Linked DNA regions of Mus musculus: region 2 is linked to region 1. The links are chromatin contacts, found by POLR2A ChIA-PET in ENCODE. All regions are on one chromosome and are shown on one strand. The core of a region is the stretch at or near the end of the contact, and the rest is flanking DNA. Distances in the headings are between cores, read along the strand shown.

The links. ChIA-PET counts read pairs that join two places held with the same protein, here RNA polymerase II (POLR2A).
Region 2: POLR2A ChIA-PET joins it to region 1 with 10 read pairs in Patski. The contact joins the promoter of Dcaf12 here to the promoter of Nol6 in region 1. POLR2A ChIA-PET finds 5 or more read pairs at or near these places in 4 of 5 experiments (Patski and embryonic stem cell).

What each region holds. Positions count from the first base shown.
Region 1 is chr4:41,122,217-41,127,363 of GRCm38, forward strand. Nol6 (nucleolar protein family 6 (RNA-associated)) reads right to left here and starts at 2,123. Exons shown (of 26, transcript NM_139236.3): 1 at 1,943-2,123; 2 at 1,243-1,443; 3 at 1,043-1,159; 4 at 1-87. The coding sequence starts at 2,029.
Region 2 is chr4:41,313,590-41,318,353 of GRCm38, forward strand. Dcaf12 (DDB1 and CUL4 associated factor 12) reads right to left here and starts at 1,312. Exons shown (of 9, transcript NM_026893.3): 1 at 899-1,312. The coding sequence starts at 976. Gm46891 (predicted gene, 46891) reads left to right here and starts at 753. Exons shown (of 2, transcript NR_168697.1): 1 at 753-3,313.

The sequences.
Region 1 (5,147 bases), core at 873-3,372:
CCGGAAGCGGAAGGAGCCCTTCACGGCATAGGGCACTTGGTGGAGGGGCACTCGGACCCCAGCTGGGAGCCATGACTGGTCAGTGAGCTGTGGGGACAGACGCAGGAAACATATGGATTCTATCACCTTCCTCACAAAGGTGATAGAATCTAATACGTAGTAGATAGCATGCCAGTATGTTAGAAACTATAACTCACAATCTTCCACAAACGCCTTCTCCCTCTGTGAAGACAACTTGATTGACAGCTAAGCCGCCATGACTTATTTCTATTGTTACCCATTTTCAGGCTAGGAATGGTGGCTCACACCTGCAACTCCAGCATTTGGGAAGGCAGGAAGATCAGAAATTCAAGATCTCCCTTGACTATATAGCAAGCAAGTTCAAGGCCAGCCTGGACTGTATGAGACCCTGTCTCAATAAAAAATAAATACACAAAATAAAATAACCATTTTTGGTTGGAAGTAAAGGTTCACAACTATAATCCTAGCACTCAGGGGACTGAAGCAGGAGGACCACCACCAGTTTGAGTTACAGTACGGGTTACAAAGTTAAGATCCTATGTTAAAAAGAAAAAAGTGGGCTGGAGAGATGGCTCAGTGGTTAAGAGCACTTCCACAGGTCCCGAGTTCAATTCCTAGGAACCATATGGTGCCTTGCAACCATCTGTAACAATGCTGCCTTCTGGTATGTCTGAAGATAGCAACAGGATTCTCACATACATAAAATCAATCAATGAATCTTAAAAATGAAACAAAAAACAAAACCAAACAAAAGTGGCTCAGGCCCTCAATCTCCGTCCTTGGGAACTATGCAGGACAATCAGGAGTTCAAGGCCAGCCAGCCAGGGGCATGTAAGACCCTGTTCAAACAAACAAAACACCTACAAAACTTGTACAAGATGGAGCTACATTTGAGAGACAAATGCATGACCTGTGTCCTGGTTGAGTCTTCTTGCAATGAGAATGATCTCCTTAGTAACCAAGTTTCGTGGAACAGCAAAGAGGGTCTCATGACTCACTGTCCCAAGGCCATCTGCCTTACCTCAGCCTCAGGGACTGGAGGCACTTTCTGGATCCGCTTGGTAACCTCCTTCAGGAAATTATCAATCCTCTCTTTCTTCTTCTCTGACAGTCTGACTTCCTTTAGTAACTCCTCCACCTTTAGCAGGGGGAAGGGAGGAATCTGTGAGCCTCGGGACCCCACGGAAACCCCTCTAACCTATGCCCTGGCCACCCACGTACTTGTAAACGAAGCAAGGTGGAGTGGAACAAGATCTCGGTCTCACGGAGGCGATTTAGCTCCTCATTTGTAGGCTCCTTGTACAGCTCCTCCCGACTGAGGTTCACTGGCTGCAGGAGGCCTTCTGCAGGTGGCTCTGTTCTTGCACGCTTTCTTGAGGGTGCCTTCTCTTTGTCCATGCCTTCGAAGGCAAGTTCCATCACCTATGACCAGAGAGACAGAAACCAACATGCCAACATGAAATCGGGGGGGGGGGGGGGGGGGGGTATCTGTATCAGCTGACTCAAGTTTGTGGGTAAAGGGTTCATCTACTCTAGTTGTTCCCTTTCAGTGGGCGTTAAGATTTTTATAAAACTCGGGATAGCCATCACTGAGAGAAATCTGACAGCGTGAGGATGCAGTCCTGCTTAGACCTGACTGAGTTTGCCAGTCACTGCCTGAGGTAGTGCTCCAATGCCCTCCTGTTTCCGGACACCACAAATCTTTTGCTGAGACAGGCTTAGGCCTTCCCAAATATCACCTCTTCTCCTGCTCTATCCAGATCTCTCCAAGGCTAGATTCCCTAAAAATCATTTTCCCAGTAACCTAGGCCGCCCTGGAGTAATCTTTTTTCTATCATAGTAGGCCGCCCTGCAGGCTAGGTATCAGGCCTGACTATCTCAGGCTCTGTCGTCAAAATAAAGCACATTTTGAGCAACCAACCTCTGGGTCCTCAGTTGCTCGTCGGTGCTGCTCTCCGGCGGGGGCCGGTCCCATCTTCACAGCAGGTCTCTCTCCAGCACTTGGCATCCAAGCCGGATCTACCCCGTAGCTTCCCACGTGGGCCGAAACGCCAACTCCAGGGCTCAAACCCTTGCCCCAGGCCCCACCCACTGCAGTTCCATTGGGCTAGTGCATGCCGTCTCGCTCACTATTGGTCAGTGGTTCAAAGGAACCCGCCCATTGTGGGAGGAACCAAACAAGGTCCGCCGATTTACAGCCTCGACGCCGCACTAAACCGGAAGCGTTTGGGACTGCAGCTCGTCGCGTTCTTTTCCTCACTTCCCTTTCGGGAAGGGAGGAGCTTACTGTGGCTTCCGGTGTGATGGGGTTTTGTGTGTGTGTGTGTGTGTGTGTGTGTGTGTGTGTGTGTGTGTGTGTGTGTGTGTGTGTGTGTGTGTGTGTGTGTGTGTGTGTGTGTGTGTGTCTGTCTGTCTGTCTGTCTGTCTGTCTGTCTGTCTCAGCTTACTGTGGCTTCCGGTGTGGTGGGGTTTTGTGTGTCCGTGTGTGTCTCTCTGTCTGTCTCTGTCCGTCTGTCTGTTTTCGCTAGTGGTTCACAGCATCTAACCGTGTCTATGAGCAAGTTATGTGATTTCTACCTCCAAAATGTATCTTGAATTTGTTTTTTTTTCTGTTTCCACAAACAGAAAGTTCAAGTGTCTAGCATAATAGCATAGCTTCTCTCCAGCTTTTCCTTCTTAAAATATAAGATAACCTATTCAAACTCCAAAACTTTAAACACAGAACCATCGTAATAGCGAAGTTCTAAGTACTTTGCCAATTTACTTTTATTTACATATTATTTTAGAAAACTACTTGGAACTGGGCATGGACGCTCATCCCAGTAATATTCACGATGCTGAACCTGAACTATGAGGGACACTCTCAAATGACACTTTAGCATCTACCTTTTAAGACTTCTCATACTGGGCTGGTGAGATGGCTCAGCGGTTAAGAGCACTGACTGCTCCTCTAAAGGTCCTGAGTTCAAATCCCAGCAACCACATGGTGGCTCATCCATAATTGACAGCTACAATGTACTTACATATAATAAATAAATAAATCTTTAAAAAAAAGACTTTCATATCTAGCCCATGACCTGGGACCCACACGAGTAGAAGGAGAGAAGTGATTTCTGCGAGTTGTCCTCTGACCTCCACAGTGCATTCAAGTGATACCTGTGTGCTTTCACACACCCAACATGAAATATAATTATGGGGGAAAAGAGTTTTTGCAAAATAACAACAAAAAAATTCCACCCTGGAGACATGGCCAAGAGCTTAAAAGCATTTGTAGATCATGCAGAGGACCTAGGTTTGGTTTCCCAGCACCCACGCAGCTTTGAAACTCTCAACTACTGCCTGTAATGCCAGTCCTAGAAAATCCTTTGGCACCAGGCACTCCTGTGGTACACACACCTATATGCAATAATTTTGTTTTAAAGTCTCACTATGCATCCCGGACTGGCCTGGATCTCACAGAGATTCATCTGCATCTGACTCCTGACTGCTGGATTATAGACATAGACCATGCAAGTAATATTATTTTATGTGTGGGGCACATACATATTCCTCCAAGTATATCTCTGTACCGTGTATGTACAGTGCAGGTGGAGGCCAGATGAGCTCAGTGGATGTTCTCAAACTAGAGGTACAGATAGTTGTGAGTCAAACTGTAGGTGCTGGGAAATGAACCAGGTTCTCTGGAAGAGCAGCTAGAACTCCTAGCTGATGAGCCATCTTTCCATTCTTGAAAGTAAATCGTGTGTGTGTGTGATTATTATTATTGTTGTTACTGTTTTTTGAAAAAGAATGTCTTTATATAGTCCTGGATGTCCTGGAACTCATTCTGTTGACCAGCTGGATACAAATTGAAAGATCCACTTGGCTTATCCGCTTGAATGCTAGAACTAAAGGTATACCTCCCAACACACGCGCATGAAGCCAAACACTCATACACATAAAATTAAACACACACACACACACACACATACACACCATGGCTTTGAAAGTAAATCTTTAACATTTATTTTAGAGTATGTATATGTTTGTGCTTGGGAGAGTTTCTATGCACCATGTGTGTTCAGGAAACTTTGGAAGAGGGTATTGGACTCCTGGAAGTGGAGTTACAGGCAGTTGTGAACCCATGTGAGTCCTGGCAACCGAACCCAGGCACTCTGCAAAAGTGGTAAGTTCTCTTAACCATTAATCCATCTTTCCAGGCCTCTGTTAAATAAATCTTGAAAAATAAAATAAAATAAAATAAAATAAAATAAAGTCGGGGCTGGCGAAACGGCTCAGTGGTTAAGAGCACCGACTGCTCTTCTGAAGGTCCTGAGTTCAAATCCCAGCAATCACGTGGTGGGTCACAACCATCCATAACGAAATCTGATGCCCTCTTCTGGAGTGTCTGAAGACAGCTACAGTGTACTTACATATAATAAATAAATAAATCTTTAAAATAAATAAATTAATTAAATTAAAAATAAAATAAAGTCAATAAAATAAATACCTGAACTCTGTGGTAGAGTTTGTATTTTTCATTTGAGATGCCCTGGGTCAAAATTATTGCAAAAATAATCATAGAGGTATATAAGAAATGTCAAGCCCTGTGCACTTGGTGTCTATTTTTGTTTTTTGTTTGTTTGTTTGTGGTTTTTTTTTTTTCAAGACAGGGTTTCTCTGTCGCCCTGGCTGTCCTGGAACTCACTTTGTAGACCAGGCTGGCCTCGAACTCAGAAATCCGCCTGCCTCTGCCTCCCAAGTGCTGGGATTAAAGGCGTGCACCACCATGCCCGGAGCACTTGGTGTCTTGAATAGAGAGTTTCATAAGTCTTGACCATAAACCAGAACCCTGGAAGAATGTTCTTGCCTTTGTTTCATGGGTTAGTTTCTTTTATCTAGTTATATAAAATTTCACAAACTCACAAAATTTTGTCATGTCTCTTCCCACCTTCTTCCTCTTCCTGCTTTCATTGTAATTACATTTTTCCTTTCTTGTTTGTTTTTGAAATAAAGGATCTTTCTACATTGTCTAAACTGGTCTTGAACTTATAGACATAAGAGAGGCAGCTGGAATAAAAGAGCGGTAGTTGGAATTCACCACTTTACCACTTTACATATTTTTATATTTCTCTCTCTCTCTCCCT
Region 2 (4,764 bases), core at 62-2,561, 190 kb after region 1:
AGAAGATTTGTAATCCAGAAAGTACAGTTTAACTCGGCTAGCACTGAAATAAGGCTCTCATAATGAAGACTACTTAGAAAATGGATAAACAGGGCAAAAAAAAGTTAACTAAACCTTTGAGGAAAGTGGAGGGCTCAGAAATAACATATACCCAGGTGTCCTTGATAGTTACGAAATGAAGTCCATATTACAGAACCCACCTGGGCTGCACTTCTACCCAGCCCCCTTCTCCCTCTCCGCCTGTGCACCCCGTAGAGCATAAAGAGTATAGCTCAAAGAGCCAGACTGGGGTCTCGGATCTTCCAGGGATGTACAGTCAATGGCCGCTCATCTGACTCCGCGCGACTTGCGCTGCGGGCAGTTTTAGAATTCGAAAAATCAAATACCAACGGGGTAACCTGCGTCGGAATCCCAAGTCCAAGAGGCCTTCCTCTCCAAAGGGGGCAATATAGAGATGACACCTGGTGTTTCTTCTAGATGTCTAAAGAGCCAAAGGGGCCTGCACCCAGTTTAGGAGATGGTTTCCTTGATAAGAGACCATCGGCCCTTATTCCTAGTGCCACTGGAAGGTCCACTTCAATCTCCTTCCCAGTAACTTCGGAAGGTCGGTCTTACTTCCGATTCCCCTTGTCTTCATTTTCTCCTCCCTCCAGGAACGAGGAGGTCCTGAAGCTCTCTATCCCTAGCTGCTGACTTCCAGCGGAAGGCGTCATTTTGTAGTTTTCTTTTGGCTCCTCACCCTTCCGGCCCGCCTGCTCGCCAGTACACTGCAGAAGGACCGGTCACTGCTCTACAGTCCCGGCTCCGGTTCTCGTCCCGCCCTGGCCCCAGGTTCCTGAACCCAGCTGGAACGCCCTAAGCCCCTGCTAGGTGATGACCCAGACCTGTGAGCCCTCACCTGCGGGCCCTGAGCGTCGCTCCCGGCTCCTGGCGAGGCAGACGCTTTCCGCTTCCTGCTAACTGCTTTCCGGGCCATAGTGGGCAGCGCCGCCGTGGCCCCGCAGCCACATGAGGCGGAGAAGGCAAGGGGCGGCAGGGCGACGGGTCATGAACCGGGCCCTGGGGCCGCGCGCTTTCGAGCGCCCGGCCCGGAAAATGGCTCGGATCCCGGGCAGCAGTCGATCAAAATGAGGCGCGTAAATGGAAGAAGGGAAAATCCGGGTTGGGAAAGGGGAAGGGGAAGGGAAGGGGAAGGAAAAGCAGGAACAAGCAGCTTTCCTACCGCCGTGTCTGGAAAGGACGGCGAGCGGCGAGAACCAAAACACCCCCCTCCCACTCGCCCGCGCCCCGTCACTCCTGCGCAGCCGCACATAGCAGCACGTCGCCACGGAGACACCGCCCAGACCAGCAGGGCGGGACTTAAGCGCAGCAAGGAGAATTGATGTCCTCGGAGAACTTCCGCTTGCCTCTTGCCAATGGCGGTTAAGCTGTGGCCAAAGGAATCCAGCCTTCTGTCGGGACATTTCCGACCTCAGCCAGCTCATCCTCTGGCATGCGGAAGTAAGCATGAGCTGCCTGGCTGCGGGACCAATCTTGAACCTGTAACCATCATGGTAGGATTAAAGATATTCTAGACACCCTGATTGCCAGATTGCAATCAGACTATTAAAACACTGGACTCTAAGAAATTGCAGTTTTCCTGGGAGAAGGAAAGGACAAGGGCACAGATGCCAGCCAATAGAGGAACTTGACTCCAGGAAAGATAGATCACAGTTGGGAAAACTTGTCAGACTACCTTCCCAGAGAAACTGGGCGAACAGATGATGGATGCGACCACACCTTGCCGACGACTGCTTACTTAAGCATAGCTGTTGCCTTTAAGCCTAAACAAACCACACGTCAGCCCCTAAGATGGACTAGGATAAGAGAATGTCCCGTCGTTGTTCTTTCCAATGAGACCGAGTTAACACCTTTCTTCAAGTTTCCCCTTACACTTTGTCTTTTAGTTGGCCTGTTGAGAATGAGTTAAGGCTGCTAGGGCCCAGGTTCTGACCCTTCCTTATACCTCAGAAGACGTTTCTTAATCCTGTAACTAGTAGCCTCACATTTAGCACTTTCCCCCAACATTCTCACAAACTGTCAATGGGCACAAAAGATTAGACACTTTAAGGAAGGCAGAGAACCCCACATCACACTCCTTCAAGATGGATTCAGGGTAGGAAGGCAGCAGTATGGTCAGATTTTTGCCACATCAAAGTACCAGAGCTAACGCAGGCTGCCTCACATGCCTGTTGGCACAGGTCTCCCCACACATACGGAGTCCCCAGATTCCATTCTCCACTTCTTTACTCTCCAGCTCCCTGTCTATTTTGACTCCTGTCTAAACCTCAAGTCACTTTTCCCCTTCTTTTATTTATTCCTTTTCTTTCTTTCCTTTTTTTTTTGAGACAGGGTTTCAGTGTATAGTCTTGGCTGGTCTGGAACGCAGCATGTTATATAAATCAATCTGGCCTCAAAAGTTATAGAGCTCCACATGCCTCTGCCTCCCCAGAGCTGAGTTAAAGGTGTGTGCAACCACATCTAATAAGTCACTTTCTTTCATAAAATGCCACCCTTTTTAGGTCTGCAAGGTCAAAGTCACACTGTCCTTGTGCTTCAGCAAATAGACCCATCGCTGTAATTCATGCCATTGCCTGCCTTTCTCTCGGAGCCCAGCCTTGATCTCCATTAAGGAGTGAAATCTTGAACCACAGAAAAGAGAGTGGTCATTTTTGGCATGTCCGGTTTGGACTGGCACCAGTCACCAAACAAAGCGGGATCACCCTTGCCTCCATTTTCCGAAGATCCTGAAGGAATGTGAGTGCCAGCTTCCACTTTCCTCAGGCAAAGAAACCCTTGGAGGAAGCAGGATGTTCTTGCTTGAGACTGACTGGCCTCAGGCTGTGGTGCCCAGTTACCTGCTGGTCCCTTCAGCTTCAGGCCTCATACCTCCAGGGAACTGTGTTGGCCCATCTGCCGTTCTGCCTACAAGAAGATTTGATTTGTTTTCCAGGTTGAAATGATGTGCCACCACCCCAGATCAGCACTGCAACTAACCCCTAATACTACCTTGGGAGAGGCAGCCCCATCTTTCCTGATTAGGCTTGTGTCTTCGGAGATTAACACATTGTGAGCGGGCAGGACTGTGGCAGCCCTCCCTTTCTGAGTCTGTTCTGGTTCTGTCTTGCCTCACAATGCTCTAGATGACCCAGTCGTTCACTGGACAAGAGTTTGGAACCCTTTGAGGATCTCCAGGCTCAGGCTGAGTGGGGCTGGACTCCTGGCATCCTCAGTCCATGTCAGGACACACAGGACACTGGTGCAGCTTCATTCTGTAAGTTGTCCTGCACACTGACATCCCAGGATTATCCTCAGATCCACACGCCAGATCATCTCTGTGGAAATGGAGTAAAGGTCCACTTGGAGGACTGAAAGTTCACCTTCCAGCTTTGTGTGTGTGTATATGTGTGTGTGCTGGGGGCTCAGACTCAAGGCCTTTTCTTTTCTTTTCTTTTCTTTTTTTTTTTTTTTTTTTTTTTTTTTGAGACAGGGTTTCTCTGTGAAGCCCTGGCTGGCCTTGAACTCAGAAATCTGCCTGCCTCTGCCTCCCAAGTGCTGGGATTAAAGGCGTGCACCACCACTGCCCTGCTTCAAGGCCTTTCTTTTGCTAAGCAAGTTCTTTACCACTCTGCTATGCCTTCAGCCATACAATAATTTTAAGTGTTACTGATCAAACCTAAGTTTTCTTGCATGGAAAATGCTAGCACTGAGCTATATATAGCCCCGACTCTTTTTTTTTTTAAAGATTTATTTTATGTATGAGTATACTGTTGCTCTCTTCAAACACACTAGGAGAGGGCACCAGATCCCATTACAGATGGTTGTGCAGAATTGAACTGAGTTGCTGGGAATTGAACTCAGAACCTCTGGAAGAGCAGTCAGTGCTCTTAACCACTGAGCCATCTCTCCAGCCCCTCCTCTCTTTTTTTTTTAACCTTTTGTTTTTCTTCCCACTCTTCTTCTCGTCTTTTCTCCTTTCTTTTTTTTCTCCCCCAACCCCAGCTCTCTCGCTCAGATGAGCCAATGATGATCTCAAACTGTTGATCCTCTTTTATTTGTGACTCTGTTGCTGCTGTGTGTGCGAGGCAAGCTCTCCTCCGACTGAGCTAAACTTTTCTATGTTTGTTTTGTCTTGTTAGACAGGCTTGGACTGTGGGACAGGTTGGCCTTGGACTTCTGATACTGCTCTGGCTTCATTTTCCTGTGAGCTAGGATTACGGACATGAACCACCAAGCTTGGCTTTTCTTCCTTAAGAAGTACTGTTTTTAGTTCCCAAGCTAGCTTTAAACTTCCCATCCTTTTATCTAAGCATCCCAAGTAACTATGATTTCAAATATGTACCACAAAGTCTGGCTCCTGCAAGATATATGTATATAAGCATGTATATATTACATATTTTGTGTGTGTGTGTGTGTAGACACACATGGCGGTATGCATGTACATTGTAGTGGTTTGAATTAAAATGACCCCCATAGACTTTGAATGCTTGGTCCCTAGTGTGTAGAACTAGGAAGGATTAGGAGATGTGGCTTTGTTGGGGGAAGGTGTGTCATGGCGGTGAGCTTTGAGGTTACAAAAGCCCAAGCCAGGCCCAGTGTCCCTCACAGCTACAGCTCAGTGCCATACTTGCTTGCTGCCTTGTTTCCTGCCATGATGGTCATCAACTTACCTTTTGAAACTGTAAGCAAGCCTCCAATTAAATGCTTTTTTAAAATAAGTTGCTT